Regions from separate parts of the Homo sapiens genome. Here all the other regions are linked to region 5. A link is a contact called in ENCODE Hi-C or POLR2A ChIA-PET data. All regions are on one chromosome and are shown on one strand. The core of a region is the stretch at or near the end of the contact, and the rest is flanking DNA. Distances in the headings are between cores, read along the strand shown. Region 1 holds the start of CD70 (CD70 molecule). Region 2 holds the start of TNFSF9 (TNF superfamily member 9). Region 3 overlaps INSR (insulin receptor). Region 4 holds the start of KHSRP (KH-type splicing regulatory protein). Region 5 has its middle 25 kb from the start of ADGRE1.

Evidence for each region. A loop is a pair of places that touch in the nucleus more often than their neighbours do. ChIA-PET counts read pairs that join two places held with the same protein, here RNA polymerase II (POLR2A). Pooled maps may share reads with other maps.
Region 1: a loop to region 5 is called in a map of GM12878, with 6 times the contacts of the local background. The contact joins the promoter of CD70 here to the enhancer-like site in region 5. A Hi-C loop is called at or near these places in 1 of 168 maps with a recorded cell type or tissue (GM12878), 21 of 37 single-sample maps with no recorded cell type and 8 of 50 pooled maps. POLR2A ChIA-PET finds 5 or more read pairs at or near these places in 6 of 52 experiments (GM12878, H1, activated B cell and 3 more).
Region 2: a loop to region 5 is called in a map of mammary epithelial cell, with 4 times the contacts of the local background. The contact joins the promoter of TNFSF9 here to the enhancer-like site in region 5. A Hi-C loop is called at or near these places in 10 of 168 maps with a recorded cell type or tissue (CD4-positive, alpha-beta memory T cell, Jurkat, K562 and 7 more), 4 of 37 single-sample maps with no recorded cell type and 13 of 50 pooled maps. POLR2A ChIA-PET finds 5 or more read pairs at or near these places in 12 of 52 experiments (AG04450, GM10248, GM12878 and 9 more).
Region 3: a loop to region 5 is called in a pooled map, with 4 times the contacts of the local background. The contact joins two enhancer-like sites. A Hi-C loop is called at or near these places in 3 of 50 pooled maps. POLR2A ChIA-PET finds 5 or more read pairs at or near these places in 2 of 52 experiments (CD4-positive, alpha-beta T cell and activated T-cell).
Region 4: a map of naive thymus-derived CD4-positive, alpha-beta T cell shows a loop between it and region 5 (15-fold over the local background). The contact joins the promoter of KHSRP here to the enhancer-like site in region 5. A Hi-C loop is called at or near these places in 1 of 168 maps with a recorded cell type or tissue (naive thymus-derived CD4-positive, alpha-beta T cell), 11 of 37 single-sample maps with no recorded cell type and 16 of 50 pooled maps. POLR2A ChIA-PET finds 5 or more read pairs at or near these places in 3 of 52 experiments (CD4-positive, alpha-beta memory T cell, CD8-positive, alpha-beta T cell and activated T-cell).

The regions. Positions count from the first base shown.
Region 1 is chr19:6,589,425-6,592,713 of GRCh38, reverse strand. CD70 (CD70 molecule) reads left to right here and starts at 1,564. Exons shown (of 3, transcript NM_001252.5): 1 at 1,564-1,873; 2 at 2,578-2,611. The coding sequence starts at 1,712. RefSeq lists enhancers at 1-324, 1,395-1,794, 2,295-2,664.
Region 2 is chr19:6,529,443-6,532,732 of GRCh38, reverse strand. TNFSF9 (TNF superfamily member 9) reads right to left here and starts at 1,707. Exons shown (of 3, transcript NM_003811.4): 1 at 1,430-1,707. The coding sequence starts at 1,696. RefSeq lists enhancers at 1-328, 930-1,029 and silencers at 1,440-1,509, 1,650-1,879.
Region 3 is chr19:7,181,559-7,184,525 of GRCh38, reverse strand. INSR (insulin receptor) reads left to right here. Exons shown (of 22, transcript NM_000208.4): 3 at 1-210. Among named protein-coding and RNA genes, the nearest start is that of INSR, 110 kb to the left of the region's middle. Within about 2 kb of position 1,250, at least 26 of the 41 ENCODE cell types and tissues checked have a DNase peak (open chromatin) inside an H3K27ac peak, as active enhancers do.
Region 4 is chr19:6,422,976-6,426,138 of GRCh38, reverse strand. It overlaps KHSRP (KH-type splicing regulatory protein), which reads left to right and starts at 1,328. Exons shown (of 19, transcript NM_001366299.1): 1 at 1,328-1,686. The coding sequence starts at 1,438. It overlaps SLC25A41 (solute carrier family 25 member 41), which reads left to right. Exons shown (of 7, transcript NM_173637.4): 7 at 1-102. RefSeq lists an enhancer at 901-1,020.
Region 5 is chr19:6,861,255-6,864,242 of GRCh38, reverse strand. No RefSeq gene overlaps it. Among named protein-coding and RNA genes, the nearest start is that of ADGRE1, 25 kb to the left of the region's middle. RefSeq lists an enhancer at 1,100-1,239. Within about 2 kb of position 1,347, at least 14 of the 41 ENCODE cell types and tissues checked have a DNase peak (open chromatin) inside an H3K27ac peak, as active enhancers do; they include CD8-positive, alpha-beta T cell, GM12878, PC-9 and 1 more, where a contact is called at or near this core.

The DNA.
Region 1 (3,289 bases), core at 315-2,814, 270 kb after region 5:
GTTTTCACACGGCTCCTTCTCTATGAGCCTCTTTTCTCTCCACCTGAGGGCCCACTCTAATCCAGTATGACCTCATTTAAGCCTAATTATATCTGCAAAAAAAACCCCGTAATTTCAAAATGAGGTCATATTCTGCAGTTCCAGGAGGCCATGAATTCTGGGAGGACACCGTTAACCCACTACAGCCATCGAGAACAGCAGCAGGAGGCTGGATGCGGTGGCTCACACCTGTCATCCCGGCACTTTGGGGGACCTACGCAGCAGGATCGCTTGAGCCCAGATGTTTGAGACCAGCCTGGTAACATAGTAACACCCTATCCTCTACCCCCCCCAAAAAAAAAATTAGCCGGGCATGGTAGCGTGTGCTGGTAGACCCAACTATGCAAAAGGCTGAGATGGGAGGGTCACTGAAGCCCAGGAGTTTGAGGCTGCTGTGAGCTGTGTGGCGCCACTGCATCCAGCCTGGGCAACAGAGCAACACTCTGTCTCTAAAAATATTAATTTAGGCCGGGCGCGGCGGCTCACGCCTGTAATCCCAGCACTTTGGGAGGCCAAGGCGGGCAGATCACGAGGTCAGGAGATGGAGACCATCCTCGCTAACATGGTGAAAACCCATCTCTACTAAAAATACAAAAAGTTAGCCGGGCGTGGTGGCGGGCGCCTGTAGTCCCAGCTACTTGAGAGGCTGAGGCAGGAGAATGGCGTGAACCCGGGAGGCGGAGCTTGCAGTGAGCCGAGATGGCGCCACTGCACTCCAGCCTGGGCGACAGAGCGAGACTCTGTCTCAAAAAAAAAAAAAATAAATAATAAAATAAAATAAAAATAAAAAATAAAAATATTAACTTAATTTAACTTTAAACAAAAAAGCAGGTGGTCTCCAAGAATGCAGGAGATAACTGACCGGGTGCAGTGTCTCATGCCTTTAATCCCAGCACTTTGGAAGGCCAAGGCGGGTGGATCACCCAAGGTCAGGAGTTCAAGTCCAGCCTGGCCAACATGGTGAAACCCCATCTCTACTAAAAATACAAAAAATTAGCCAGGCATGGTGGCGCGCGCATGTTACTCCCAGCTACTCGCGAGGCTCAGACAGGAGAATCGCTTGAACCCAGGAGATCGAGGTTGCGGCGAGCTGAGATGGCGCCACTGCACTCCAGCCTGGGTGACAGAGGGAGACCTCCGTCTCAAAAACAAAACAAATCAAAAAAATGCAGGAGAGGGGTACACGAATATTTGGGGAGCACCCCCAATTCTTGGATGTCTGCTGTATCCCCAGTGCACAGCACAATCTAATCCCTAATAAATGTGCAGTGGAGGTTTGTTGAATAAATGAATGGGCCCCAGAAGAATGAGGTGGAGAGGGGAATAGGAAGATTGAATGTCTCCTGCCTGAAGGTCGGGCGGGGAGGGGTTGGGGGCAGGCAACTCTGAGGCTCACCCGGGGCCACTGCCTGCATCCTGGCAACTGCCTCCACCCACTTTAGGATCTTCAGACTGGCAGCGGTTGGAGGGAATTTCCCCTCGCCAATTGCTCAAGTCCCTCCCCTCGACCGGCCGGACATCCCCAGAGAGGGGCAGGCTGGTCCCCTGACAGGTTGAAGCAAGTAGACGCCCAGGAGCCCCGGGAGGGGGCTGCAGTTTCCTTCCTTCCTTCTCGGCAGCGCTCCGCGCCCCCATCGCCCCTCCTGCGCTAGCGGAGGTGATCGCCGCGGCGATGCCGGAGGAGGGTTCGGGCTGCTCGGTGCGGCGCAGGCCCTATGGGTGCGTCCTGCGGGCTGCTTTGGTCCCATTGGTCGCGGGCTTGGTGATCTGCCTCGTGGTGTGCATCCAGCGCTTCGCACAGGCTCAGCAGCAGCTGCCGCTCGAGTCACTTGGGGTGAGTTGAGATGGAAAAGTTGGGAAGAAAACATAGAGAGGCGCGTGACCGAAAAGACAGAATGAGATGGGTACAAAGAGGCCAGAGAGGAAGATCTGGTAGGGCAGAGACAGAGACCAGAACAGGGAGGCGAGGCGGGGACCAGGCTGCCCGGTGTAGGGGCTACGAGACAGGCAGCCCTGCCAGGAGGTACAGGGAGATCCCGGGATGGGAAAGGTAGGCACACATGGAAATGGAAGATGACTCGGCTCTGGTGTTCCCCCGGCAGGCTGACTCAGAGGCTGCTGGGGGCTTCACAAGGCTGGGCGTGGGGGCTTCCTGGGGCCTCCTAGGACGGGATGGCCCCAGCCACTCGCTCCGGGTGGGGGAGGGGTCCCTTTGGGGACCGCGCCGGGCGCCTTTGCAGCGTAGAGAGTCCGCTGCGCGCGGTGCTCTCGCGCCCAGTGACATCCAGGAAAACGATTCGGGAAACGAAGAAGTTCTTTTGAAGGTCTCGACTTCACGTTCCCCGCTGGTTCAGACCTGCTTCCTCTTTAAGAAGTCTTAAGAGTAAAAAAAAATAAAATGAAATAAAATCACCAGTGCGCGCCGTGGGATGAGAGGTGGAAAGGAGGATGGACAGAGAAAAGAGAGCTCCTGGCACAGGGGACACATAGAACCTCTCTGCTTACGTCCGTGCCCTGTTTTCTGGTCTTTTCTTCCAGTGGGACGTAGCTGAGCTGCAGCTGAATCACACAGGTAACACGGGGGACGTGGAGGGACGGGGAGAAGAAGAGGCACAGAGAGAGAAGGAAGGAGAGGTAGAAAGACAAGTGGGGAGAGACAGAGAGAAAGAGACACAGACAGAGACGGAGGGAGAGAGGGAGGGAGAGATAGGGAGGGAAACGGAGAGGGGGAGACAGAGAGAAGACAGAGAGGGAGGGAGAGGCCCAGAGAAAGGGAGGGAGAGACAGAAAAAAGAACAGAGAGAGGGACAGAGGGGACAGACGGGACAGGAGAAGAAGGGGAAAGAAAGAAACAGGGAGAGACGCAGGGAGAGTGGAAGAGGGAGGGAGGGAGACAGGCGGGGGAGACAGAACGAGAGAGAGGGAGAGAGACGGAGAAAGAGAAAAAAGACAGATAGAGGAAGAGAGAATAAAAACGAGAGAGGCGACCTGGCGTGGTTGCTGGAGCCTGTAATCCCAGCGCTTTCGGAGGGCGCGGCGGGTGGATCACTTGAGCCCAGGAGTTTGAGACCAGCCTGGCCAACATGGTGAAACCCCGTCTCTACTAAAATTACAAAAATTAGCCGGGTGTGGTGGCAGGCACCTGTAATCCCAGCTACTCAGGAGGCCGAGGCAGGAGAATCGCCTGAACCTGGGAGGCAGAAGTTGCAGTGAGCCAAGATAATGGCACTGCTCTCCAGCCTGGGTGACA
Region 2 (3,290 bases), core at 458-2,957, 330 kb after region 5:
GTTCTGTCCCCACTCACTTCAGCTGTCAGGGTCCCCAGAGTCTGTGCCGACCTGAAGCCTACGCTTCCCTTCCCTCCCAACTAAAGAACAGAGACCGCACACACACACACACAAACACACAAACACACGAACACAAACACAAACGAACACACACACGAACACCCACATTAACACACAGACACACGAACAAACACGAACACACACACGAACGCAAACACAAACACACACAAACACCCACACGAACACACACAGACACACACGAACACAAATATCCAAACACACCCACATGAACACAAACACCCACACGAACGAACAAACACAAACACCCACACGAACACACACCCACACGAACACAAACACACCCACGAACACACACACATACGCACCCCCACACGAACACACACACACGAACACAAACACCCACACAAACACGAACACACACACACACACACACACACACACACACGAAGCTGGTGGCTCAACCTGCCCCAAGGACAGATCTCCAAGAATTCAGGAGGGAAAAGCGATCCCTCTTCTTTCCAGCCCCCTTGGGGGTATTCCCCTGGGGGTCTTGAAAGGGAGAGGGGTACCTCAGATGTTGGGGATAAGGCTCTTTGGGAGTTAGCAAAGGAACTGGGGGTCTCCTTGGCGGTCCCAGATAAAGAGGAAGTGCCCCCCTCGGATCGGGGATGGAAAAAAGGTTCCCCCCAGAGATGCAGAGCTTGTGGGGGTGCGGGGTAAAAAGAGGTGCCCTCAATGTCCTAAGTCCTACATAGAGAAAGGAAGCCGTCGAGGGTTGGAGAACCGCGGAGGGTCCCCCGTCCAGGGTGCAGATGGGGTGCCTTGGGAATGCGGAATGAAGAGGGGTGCCCCCACCCACTGCCACATGGAGGGAAGCCAGCCTTTCTCCGACCCGGGGTGCAGAAGACGTATCCCTGAGGGGTTGAGGACTGTGGGGGTCTCCTCCTCCTGGCCTGGGGTGCTGATGGGGTCTCGGGATGCGGAATGAAAGGGGTGCCCTCCCGTGCAAGACGGAGAAGGAGAGCCCTTGGAGGTCCAAAAAGAACTTGTGGGGGTCTCCTCTCCCCCTCCCGGGATACAGATAGGGTCTCGTAGCGGGCGCAGGATGAAAGGGGTGCCCCCCGGACTAGAAGAAGGAGACCCTTGGGGGGTCCAAAAAGAACTGTTGGGCGGTCTCCTCCCCGCCCCCGGCCTGGGGTACAGATGAGGTGTCGTAGGGGTGCGGGATGAAAGGTGTGCCCCCCCGGCCTCGGTGCTAGATGGAGAATGGGAGCCCCGGTGGGTCTCCTCTCCCCGGCCGGGAGTGTAGAACAGGTGTCCCTGGGGGTGCGGGAGGGAGAAGGGAGTCCCAGAGGGGCGGTAGGGGTCTCCCGCGAGACCAGCTACCGAGGGTCGGGGCACGTCTCACCTGCCGCAGGTCCAAGAGGCCGGCGGGATCGTCGGGCGAAAGCTCGGGACCCTCGCGGAGTCTCGGGCTGGCCGCGGAGCCGGGCGAGGCGCGAGCCCCGGACACGGCCCAGGGGCAGGCGAGGAAGACGGCGCAGGCGGCAGCGAGCAGCAGCAGCAGCAGCAGCCCCGCGACCAGGGCCCAAGGCAGTACGCGGCAGGCGCGAGCGCGGGGCGCGGGAGGCCACGGGGCTTCGGGGTCCAGTGAAGCGTCAGAGGCGTATTCCATGACGAGAGACTGCGGGAAGACACAGCGCGCCGCTTTTTATAGCTGCTTGGCTACAAAAGGAGGCCACGCCCCTCCGCCCGCGGCCACGCCCCTCCGCCCGCGGCCACGCCCCTTCCCAGCCCAGAGCCTTTCCCCTCGTCCCCGTGACTCTGCGGAATTTTCTCCACTCGGATCTCTCTCCGCTTTTCGCTCTCCTTTCCGTTTCCGGCCTTCCAAGCTCGGCTCCAGGTTCCTTTCTCCCTGCTGTCTCTCCATCGCCCTGGTTCTCCCTCTCTGCCGCTCTTTCCCGGTATCTCTGTGGGTCTCTTGCTGACTCAGTCTCCTTTGCTCTCTGTGTCTCCCCGTTAACGTCTTTCTCTGTCTCTGTTGATTGCCTCTGCAGTGGGTGGAAAGAGATCTTTCTCTCTCTCTGCCAATTTATGTCTATGCGTGCCTCTGTGCCTGTATTATCTCTGTCTCTGTCTCTCTCTATCTCTGTCTCTAATTCTCTCTCCCTGTCTCTGGCTCTGTTATCTCTGTCTCTGTATCTCTCTGTCTAACTCTGTCTCTGGCTGTTATCTCTGTCTCTCATTGTATCTCTCTCTGACTCTCTCTCCCTGTCTCTGGCTCTGTTATCACTGGCTCTGTCTCTCTATCTGTCTTCTCTCTCTCTGCCTCTGACTCTCTCTCCCCATGTCTGGCTCTGTTATCTCTGTCTATATATCTCTCTCTGTCTCTGACTCTCTCTCCCTATCTCTGGCTCCGTTATCTCTGTCTCTGTATCTGTCTCTGGCTCTGTTATCTCTGTCTCTCTATCTCTGTCTCTGACTGTCTCTGGCTCTGTTATCTTTCTCCCTCTCTCTGCTTCTGTTATCTCTGTCGCTGTCTCTGGCTGTGACTCTCTCTCTCTGTCTCTGTGTCTGGCTCTCTCTGTCTCTGTCTCTGACTCTGTCTCTGGCTCTGTTATCTCTGTCTCTATGTCTCTGTCTCTGTGTCTCTCTCCCTGTCTCTGGCTCTTTTATCTATGTCTGTCTGTCTCTTTCTCTCTGTCTCTGACTCTCCCTATCTCTGGCTCTGTTATCTCTGTGTCTGTCTCTCTGTCTCTGACACTCTCTCCCTGTCTCTGGCTCTGCTATCTCTGTCTCTGTATCTCTCTTTGTCTCTGCCTCTCCCTGTCTCTGGCTCTTTTATCTATGTCTGTCTTGTGTCTCTTTCTCTCTGTCTCTGACTCTCCCTATCTCTGGCTCTGTTATCTCTGTGTCTGTCTCTGTCTCTGACACTCTCTCCCTGTCTCTGGCTCTGTTATCTCTGTCTCTGTCTCTCTGTCTCTGGCTCTGTTATCTCTGTCTCTGTATCTCTCTTTGTCTCTGCCTCTCCCTGTCTCTGGCTCTTTTATCTGTGTCAGTCTGTGTGTTTCTTTCTCTCTGTCTCTGACTCTCCCTATCTCTGGCTCCGTTATCTCTGTCTCTCTCCATCTCTGACTCCCTCTCTTTATGCATCTCTGTGTCTCTCCCTGTCTCTGTATGTCTCTGGCTCTCACTCTTTCTGTCTCTCTCCCTGTTTCTCTCTGTCTCTGATTCCCTCTGTCTCTCTCTGACTCTCTGTCTCTCCCTGT
Region 3 (2,967 bases), core at 1-2,500, 320 kb before region 5:
CCGCAACTTCTACCTGGACGGCAGGTGTGTGGAGACCTGCCCGCCCCCGTACTACCACTTCCAGGACTGGCGCTGTGTGAACTTCAGCTTCTGCCAGGACCTGCACCACAAATGCAAGAACTCGCGGAGGCAGGGCTGCCACCAGTACGTCATTCACAACAACAAGTGCATCCCTGAGTGTCCCTCCGGGTACACGATGAATTCCAGCAAGTGAGTTCTGGATGTGGGTCTGGGGGGCAGCCGAGAGGAGAAGGAACGTGGGGTTGGTTGTGACGATGCCGCTTGTTAAAACTGTGTGCAAACCCAGGGTTAATTGGCTATGAGTGAGGTCTCTGCTCTCAGATGCTACTTTTGCACCCTGTTTTGGTCCTGGGCTTGGGAGTGGGAGTTGACTACCTTTTTCTCTAAAGGACCAGATAGTATATACTTCTGGCATTGTGCCCACCATTCTTTTTTTTTTTTTTTGAGATGGAGTCTTGCCGCAAGACTCCCAAGCTGGAGTGCAGTGGCACGAACCTGGCTCACTGCAACCTCTGCCTCCTGGGTTCAAGCGATTTTCCTGCCTCAGCCTCCCAAGCAGCTGGGACTGCAGGTGCCTGCCACCATGCCCGGCTAATTTTTGTATTTTTAATAGAGACAGGGTTTCGCCATGTTGGTCAGGCTGGTCTCGAACTCCCAACCTCAGGTGGTCCACCTGCCTTGGCCTCTCAAAGTGCTGTGATTGCAGGTGTGAGCCACCGCACCCAGTCTGGCATTGTGGACCTCAGTTCTAAGCTTTCTGTGGTTGGCTTCAGAACAAGAAAATATAATAAGGACAGAGTCCTTGGTTTTCCCTAAAATCCTCCACGTGGCCTGTCCTCACTGATGTAGCTTCATCATTGTCACATAAAGGATATACCAAGGTCTTTCGTGTCTTCCCTGACCTGTAGCCTGGTGGTGTGCCAAGATTAGCCCAGAACATACTGTCTCCAGGAGGAAGAGACTCGCTTCTGCATTATTCTCAGGGCTTTGCTGTTCTCTGAAGGACAGTATAATCAAACCATTTCCTGCCGTTTGGGTGAGAAATAGCAGGGTTTTCTCTCTTCGACAGAGTCAGATTTCCTACGCACATCGCAGACTTTCTGTTCGTACTGTGAGCTTCTTCCATGAGCTATTTTGGGGCCGTAACTGAGTTGCAAAAATCTGTTTCCTGGTTTTTGTATTGAGGTTTTATGTTTTGTTTTAAAACACACACACACACACACACACACACACACACACACCACAAAACAACACAAAAACAAATCAGAAACAGACACACATCAAGAGGCCTTGAGCTGACCTGCTTACGTAAAGTATCTTCCTCTTCAGACTTGAGAATTAGCCAAGCGAGAGTGTTGGGGTGGGAAATTGTATTTCCCTGGGTGGAGAGGGCGGGAAGGAAAACAAGCTGTAATTTCAGTTCTTATGACTCTTTCTTTGAGTGTTTGTGAAACCTGCAAGTACAATATGTTTTGTTTTGCTCGTTGTTGATAAAAACCTACCAAAAAAACCTTTTGGCTTTATTGACCAAAAGGGTCTATAAATCACCTTTTCATACCAGACAGACTTTTGTTTTAGGTTTTTTTTTTTTTTTTTGGCCAGTGTATTCCCAAGATTGAGGAAATGACCATATTCCTTTTGATTCATTTCTTTCTTTTTAAAATCACAATTGAAATAAAAAAAATGGGTTAATATCTTCTGGCAAGATGTTTGTTTAAAAGACATTGGCCTTAAATAAAAGGCATTTTTCCCTCACCTTAACAATGGCCTGAGAAATATAGCAACCTCCTTTGATTTTCTCACTGATGATGCGGGAGATGCTAAAACAGAAACCCTGAGAAATTGACCGCACATCCTTGGTATCTGGGACCTTTCCTGAACGGAAGAAAACAAAGGAGAGGGGGGTGCATTGTCACCGTATTTTATTGCGTAGGTTTAAAAAAATTAATATTTTTATTTCTGAAGCTTTTAATTAATTAATTTATTTATTTTGAGACAGAGCCTCACTCTGTCACCCAGGCTGGAGTGCAGTGGCATGATCTCAGCTCACTGCAACCTCTGCCTTCCAGGTTCAAGCCATTCTCCTGCCTCAGCCTCCCAAGTAGCTGGGATTACAGGTGTGAGGCAGCAAGCCTGGCCAATTTTTTTTTGTTTGTGCTTTTGTTTTTTTGAGATGGAGTTTCATTCTTGTTGCCCAGACTGAAGTGCAATGGTGCGATCTTGGCTCACTGCAACTCAGCCTCCCGGGTTCAAGTGATTCTCCTGCCTTAGCCTCTAAGTAGCTGGGATTACAGACATCTGTCACCATACCCAGCTAAATTTTTCTTGTATTTTTAGTAGAGACCGGGTTTCATCATGTTGGCCAGGCTGGTCTTGAACTCCTGACCTCAAGTGATCCACCCACCTCGGCCTCCCAAAGTGCTGGGATTACAGGCATGAGCCACCGCACCTGGCCTGAAGCTTTTCTTTTTATCTTATGAAAGACTTAATCGTACTGTGGCATTTTCTAATGTGGTTTGATATCAAATAGGGCCAGATGTTTTCTTCCATTCTGGTGGCTTATCTGGGAAGGAGTTCTTGATGTTTTCAGAGCAGAGTTCTGGGAACCCATGTTAAAAGGCCTTGGCCAGGCACAGTGGCTTATGCCTGTAATCCCAGCACTTTGGGAGGCCGAAGTGGACGGATCATCTGAGGGCAGGAGTTCAAGGTCAGCCTGGCCACCACGGTGAAACCCCGTCTTTACTAAAAATACAAAAACAAAAAAAAAATTAGCTGGGCATGGTGATGCATACCTGTTATCCCAGCTACTCGGGAGGCTGAGGCATGAGAATTGCTTGAACCCAGGAGGCAGAGGTTGCAGTGAGCTGAGATCACGCCATTGCACGTTAGCCCCCAGGCAAGTGTGACAAGAGTGAAACTGCATCTCCAAAAAAAAAAAAAAAAAGG
Region 4 (3,163 bases), core at 79-2,578, 440 kb after region 5:
GAAACGTGGACTCCAGTCTGGCCCCTTGTGGGTCGTCCTGGCTCCAGGGCGAAATGGTGAACATGTCACACAACAAGGAATAAAGAGATGGTTTTTGCTGAACGTGTCTGGATACTTGGGCCTAGGAGTGGAACTGGGTGCATGAGATCCCTGGACCCAGTAGGGGAGCTGGGGACCTTGGGCCTCTGGGTCCTGAATGGGAATTTGTGTCCAGGAGAGGAAGTGAGGACCTAGGATAGGAGCTTGAGGCTTGGATCCCAGGGCCTTAGGCGAAGGGAGTGAGGGGTGTGAAGTGAGGGGTGTGATCGAGGCTGTGATCCCTCGATCCCGGTTGTTGGAACGGTTCTGGACTCGTGAGTGGGGCTGGTTCCTTGAGTCCTGCAAGAGAACTGGACGCTCTAGATGGGGGGTCGAGAGAGAAGAAGGCCCGGGGGATCCCGAGTTTCCTGCTTTCCGGCCTCCCCACCTCCGGAAGCGCTCGATCTCTAAGGCTTCAAGCGGGCCACGTGCCGGGCCTACCCAACCAGGCTGCCGGTGAGCTAACCCAGACATCAGGCCTGAGTTCGGGCAGCCGATTGCCACCGCCCACGTCGGCTGCCATTCACTACAGTTCCCGCTAATCCCCTCGCTGTCTGGTGGCCGACTCCGCCCCAATGCAGCGGCGCTTCCACTGGCTCCCACCAAAAGTGGGCGCTTTGATTTCCTTCATTCCCATTTGTCCAGACCAGTGTCAGTCACCGAACACCCACCCATGTCGCTCAGCCATTGGCTTAGAAGTCAGGGATAGAAAAGGATTCTGGTTAACAAGGGAAGCAATTAAAGTCCAAAGCCAACCTCATCACCCAGAACTCGTCAGGAATTGGATTAATTGGCTGCCCATCTTTACAAGCACCACCTCTCACGTGCATTCATTGGCTTGTGTCCACGACTATCAAACCTAACGCCCACCCAGCCGGTCCATAGGAGTCTTCCACTAGGCCCGGCCTTACAGTCCACGTGACTCTTCAGAACCGTCAATCTAATTCTGAAGCCGCCCCGCGAATCTGGCACTCGCGTTTCATTGGGCCTCCTGCCTTCTCAGATCTCCTTCATTTGCCCGCCCAGCACGGGCAGCTCGCAGCTATTGCCTCTGAGAGCTGTCAGTCACTCTGAGCCTCCCGCCCACTGCCCCTCATTGCACTCCGATTGGCCACCTCCTACAGAGCTCGCGATTGGTGTCCGGGGTGCGGCGGCTGCCTCCCATTGGCCCGCCGGAGTCGTCCGTCACGTCGGCGGCGGGAGGGGCGACTCTCTCCCCCCTCGTCGTCCTCCCAGCGGCTGGGTTCCCAGAGTGCTCCGCGGCCGTGTGGAGCGAGGCCTTGTTCCCGCGTTGAGCCGCCGCCGCCGCCGCCGCCTCCTCAGCTTCAGCCTCCGCGCCAGGCCCGGCCCCGCCGCGCCATGTCGGACTACAGCACGGGAGGACCCCCGCCCGGGCCGCCGCCGCCCGCCGGCGGGGGCGGGGGAGCCGGAGGCGCCGGGGGAGGCCCTCCGCCGGGCCCGCCAGGCGCGGGGGACCGGGGCGGCGGCGGTCCCGGCGGCGGCGGCCCGGGCGGGGGGTCGGCCGGGGGCCCCTCTCAGCCACCCGGCGGAGGCGGCCCGGGAATCCGCAAGGACGCTTTCGCCGACGCCGTGCAGCGGGCCCGCCAGGTGAGGAGGCCGAGGGCCTGAGGGGCGCGCTCGCGCGCGCGCGCAGGCGGGGGAGGGGGCGGGGGTCACGTGCGCGCGCGCGCGCAGGGTCGCGGAGGGGGGCCGGGGCCGTCGCGGGGTCACGTGGGCGGTAGGCGGGGGCCTGGCCCTCCCGCTGCGCCTCGAGTGGGATCCCAACGGGTGACCCCCCTGCAGGGAGTAGGGGCGCACTGGGGGTCACCAGGAGCGGCGCCTGGGTGTGCAGGCGCCCCGGAGCTCGGAGACGCACTTTTGGGACCCCCCCCTTAGCCCCCCGGCCTTAGGACATGCCTGGAGGCAGGGGTCCACCTTCCCGGGCGGAGGGCCTTTACTCTCCCCTCCATATCAGGGCAAAGGGCAGTGTTTGCCCCCAACCCAGTCCCATTTCTGTCCCCTCTCTAGGAGAAAGGGACATTGTGGGGGTGGGAGGGACAGTCCTTCCTCTTCAGTCGGGAAAGTGGATGGGGACCTGTCTAGGGCTGAGCACTTGGGCGAAATGGGGAAGACGAGCATGGGGACTGGCTCTTGGATGCTTTGGTGGCTTGAAAGCGTGGTCTGTCTCTTTGGGGGAAAGAAGGGAGGGTCTCCCACCCCCGTGTATTGAGGCGTAATGACAAGGAAGTGTCACATGCTGCTAGGACTGACCTCTCCAGCTCCATTTGCAGCCTCCCCATGGCCTGGAGGGGTGGGGGTCGGTAGAATGGGAGGACTTTGCCGCCGACCGGCTCCTGGGCTGTCCCAATGCCTCCGGGGCTAGAGACTGGCTCCTCCCAAGGTGGGAGGTCCCGTTAAGTGAACGCCTGTGTTCTGGCCCTCTGTCGTCTCTCTCACCCTTGGAGTTGGGTGGGTTCTAGCGTGCATTTGGTCTTATTGCCCATGGAACCGTCTGATTCTGGGACAGCTTGAAGGGAGGAAGCTGGTGCTGTCAGTTGGTGGGGACAGGCCCCCTGTGGGCATCCCATGAGTTTTGGCTCTAGGGCAGCGTAGAAAAATGGAGACTGGTGGAAAGGGAGATTCTTAACATGGTTTGGGTTTCTAAACCCCAGACTCTGATCCTAAGTTTGCTGGGTTGAGGTTTCTTTAAAGTTGCTCTTCACGTGTCTGAGATGTAACTTGTGTCCCATAGAGTCTTGGTTTTTTGTTTGTTTGTTTGTTTTTTGGAAACAGTCTCAATATCACCCAGGCAGGGGTGCAGTGGCACGATCTCAGCACACCACAGCCTCCACCTCTCCAGTTGAAGTGCTCCTCCTGCCTCAGCCTCCCGAGTAGCTGGGATTATAAGTGTGCACCACCACACCCAGCTAATTTTTGTATTTTTAGTAGAGATGGAGTTTGACCATGTCAGCCAGTCTGTCTCGAACTCCTGAGTTCAAGTGATCTGCCCGCCTCGGCCTCCCAAAATGCTGGGATTACAGGCATAAGTCACAGTGCCCAGCCATCCAGAGAGTCTTCTGTTTTG
Region 5 (2,988 bases), core at 98-2,597:
TCTATGCGAATATCCACTGTTTGAATCATCCCCACTCCGGCCAGGCATGGTTCACACCTGTAATCCCAGCACTTTGGAAAGCCAAGGCAGGTGGATAACCTGAGGTCAGGAGTTCGAGACCAGCCTGGCCAACATGGTGAAACCCCGTCTCTACTCAAAAGAAAATACAAAAATTAGCTGGGCGTGGTGTCGGGCTCTTGTAGTCCCAGCTACTCGGGAGGCTGAGGGAGGAGAATCACTTGAACCTGGGAGGTGGAGGTTGCAGTGAGCCAAGATCACACCATTGCCCTCCAGCCTGGGCGACAGAGTGAGACTCTTTCTCAAAAATAAATAAATAAATCACCCCCACACCACGGCTCCCCAAATCCTGCAGCTTAGAGCTCAAACATCCAAACCTGACTTCTGAGGCCCCCTAACAGCCTTCTCTTTGGAAACAGTCTAATCAGAGAGTTTGAGACACTGAAGCCAAATCACCGAAGGCCACCAGAGGGCACTACATAGCTTCAAATTGGTGCTGTGGGGTTACAATGGGCAAGATACGCGGAACTTGGTTCCGCGGCTCAAATGCCAGGACAATGCGGAAGTGTTGGCTGCCTAAGAACAAGTCCCGCCTTGCGTGAATGGTACCCATGAAATATGACAGCTCCCTATGTGACAATCTGCCTCGCGCCTCACTTCATTGCCTGGAATTCCACCATTAGGGAGTCATTCCTTTGGATAAAAAATGTTCCTCTGGAAAAAAAAAAAAAAAGTTCCTCTGGGCCGGGCGCGGTGGCTCACGCCTGTAATCCCAGCACTTTGGGAAGCCGACGCGGGCGAATCACCTGAGGTTAGGAGTTCGAGACCAGCCTGGCCAACATGGTGAAACCCCATCTCTACTAAAAATACAAAAATTAGCTGGGCGCTGTAATCTCAGCTACTCGGGAGGCTGAGGCAGGAAAATCGCTTGAACCTGGGAGGCGGAGGTTGCAGTGAGCCAAGATCGCGCCACTGTGCTCCAGCCTGGGAGACAAGAGCGAGACTCGGTCCCACCCCCACCCGCCCCCCCCACAAAAAATGTTTCTCTTCCAGAAAATATTAAATAGTTCAAGTTGAGACCCCTAGAAAGCACTAGAAATTAAAGACGTGGGAAGAATCCTCAGACCACAGAAAACAGCTGTAGGTGGAGACCCTTCCACCTACTTTGTATTTCTCTGCCTTCTCAACAATATGAACGTGTTTGGCTGCGGACGTTGGCTCACGCCTGCAATGCCAGCGCTCTGGGAGATTGCGCTATCGAGGTGGCGCACTACTGCTGCTGTCCATCAGGGGGCAAGCGCGGCTTTAATTTGTGGCTGTCTGCGGTGGGACTGCCTGGCGATGTGTCTGTGTGATGTTTAGGAATGTCCCTGTTTGATCTAGTGGGTGTCTGTCTGACGGCGTTTGAAGTCTATATCCGCTGATTTCATTTGTCTTTATCAGTGTTTGTAAATTCTTAGGGCTGGGGGTAGGAGTGAGTGAGTGTGTGTGTGTGTGTGTGTGTGTGTCTGTCTGTCTGTATTGGGGGCTGTCCGTTGTACATTCACCATGTTGGCCAGGCTGGTTTCGAACTCCTGAGCTCAAGTGATCCACCTGCCTCGGCCTCCCAAAGTGCTAGGATTATAGGCATGAGCCACCACGCCCGGTCTCCCAACAACTTTTCACCCACCCCACCCCCACTTTCCTCCCTCTCCAAGCAAAATGAGCCCCTTGAAGTTTCCAGAACCTACCAGGATCACTATCATTTGCCCCTCTCCCTAAAAAACTTTCCCTTCATTATTTATTATTATTATTATTGAGTCTCACTCTGTCGTCCAGGCTGGGGTGCAGTGGTGCAATCTCAGCTCACTGCAATCTCTGCCTCCCAGGTTCAAGTGATTCTCCTACCTCAGCCTCCCGAGTAGCTGGGATTACAGGCACCTGCCACCACACCGGCTAATTTTTGTATTTTTAGTAGAGATGGGGGTTTCACCATGTTGCCCAGTCTGGTCTCGAACTCCTGACCTCAAGTGATCCGCCGCCTCGGCCTCCCCAAGTGCCGGGATTACAGACATGGACCACCGTGCTAGGCTGTCCCCTCATTTATTTTCTAGGTGACTCCATCCAGCTGATTATACAGTTGCCACCTTAGATGTTTCCTCCTCCAGGAAGCCCTCCCTGACCATCCTCCCCTACTCAAGCCTGGGTTAGATCTGTATTTGCTCCCACAGCCACCTGTGTTCCTTATGAAATTCATCAACTCTGTGTTATAATTGCCTGGTTGATTGTTAAGTCCCCTACTGGATTATACGTGCTTTTCAGGCAGGTCTGCGCCTGAGTCATTCACACAGCCTGGGGCTGAAGGTGAGGGCCACCCAGGAACTCCAAGAACAAGTCCATGACCTCAACCTCACCAACACCCTGAACTAGACAGCCCAGGTAGCCACCTTAGGCCATAGGTAGGTTCATGGTGTGACTCTGGGGGAGTCACGGGAGGGGCAGAAACCCCCCGTCCTAGTTCCTGATCCCTTGTGACTGCATTGCTTCCTCCAACACCCATTTCTAGATTCATGGTTCCTCAAACATGAAAAACACTTCACTCCAGGCTTCAGAGGCTATATCCTGCACCTGGCCAGGTGTGTGCAGGTACCATCTAGGCGTTGGCTTACCTGGGGTTGCAGAGAGAGCTAGGATATACCAAGATCCCCACCCGGCACTAGAGTGACGGTTAAGAGCGTGGTTCTGTGCTTAGGTGCATACCGACTCTCTGCCTGTGGCGAGCTGATTTTATCTTTCTCTGGTTCAGAGAGGCGAAGTCTTTCCCAAAACTTTATAGCTAATTTCACAGGGGCACAGAGGACCTTAGAATCTCTTGGAGCCCTGACCACTATGCTCTATTTCATATAAAAATAAAAACTGGCCAGGCCCAGTGGCTCACGTCTGTAATCCCAGCACTTTGGGAGGCCGAGGCGGGCGGATCACAAGGCGAGG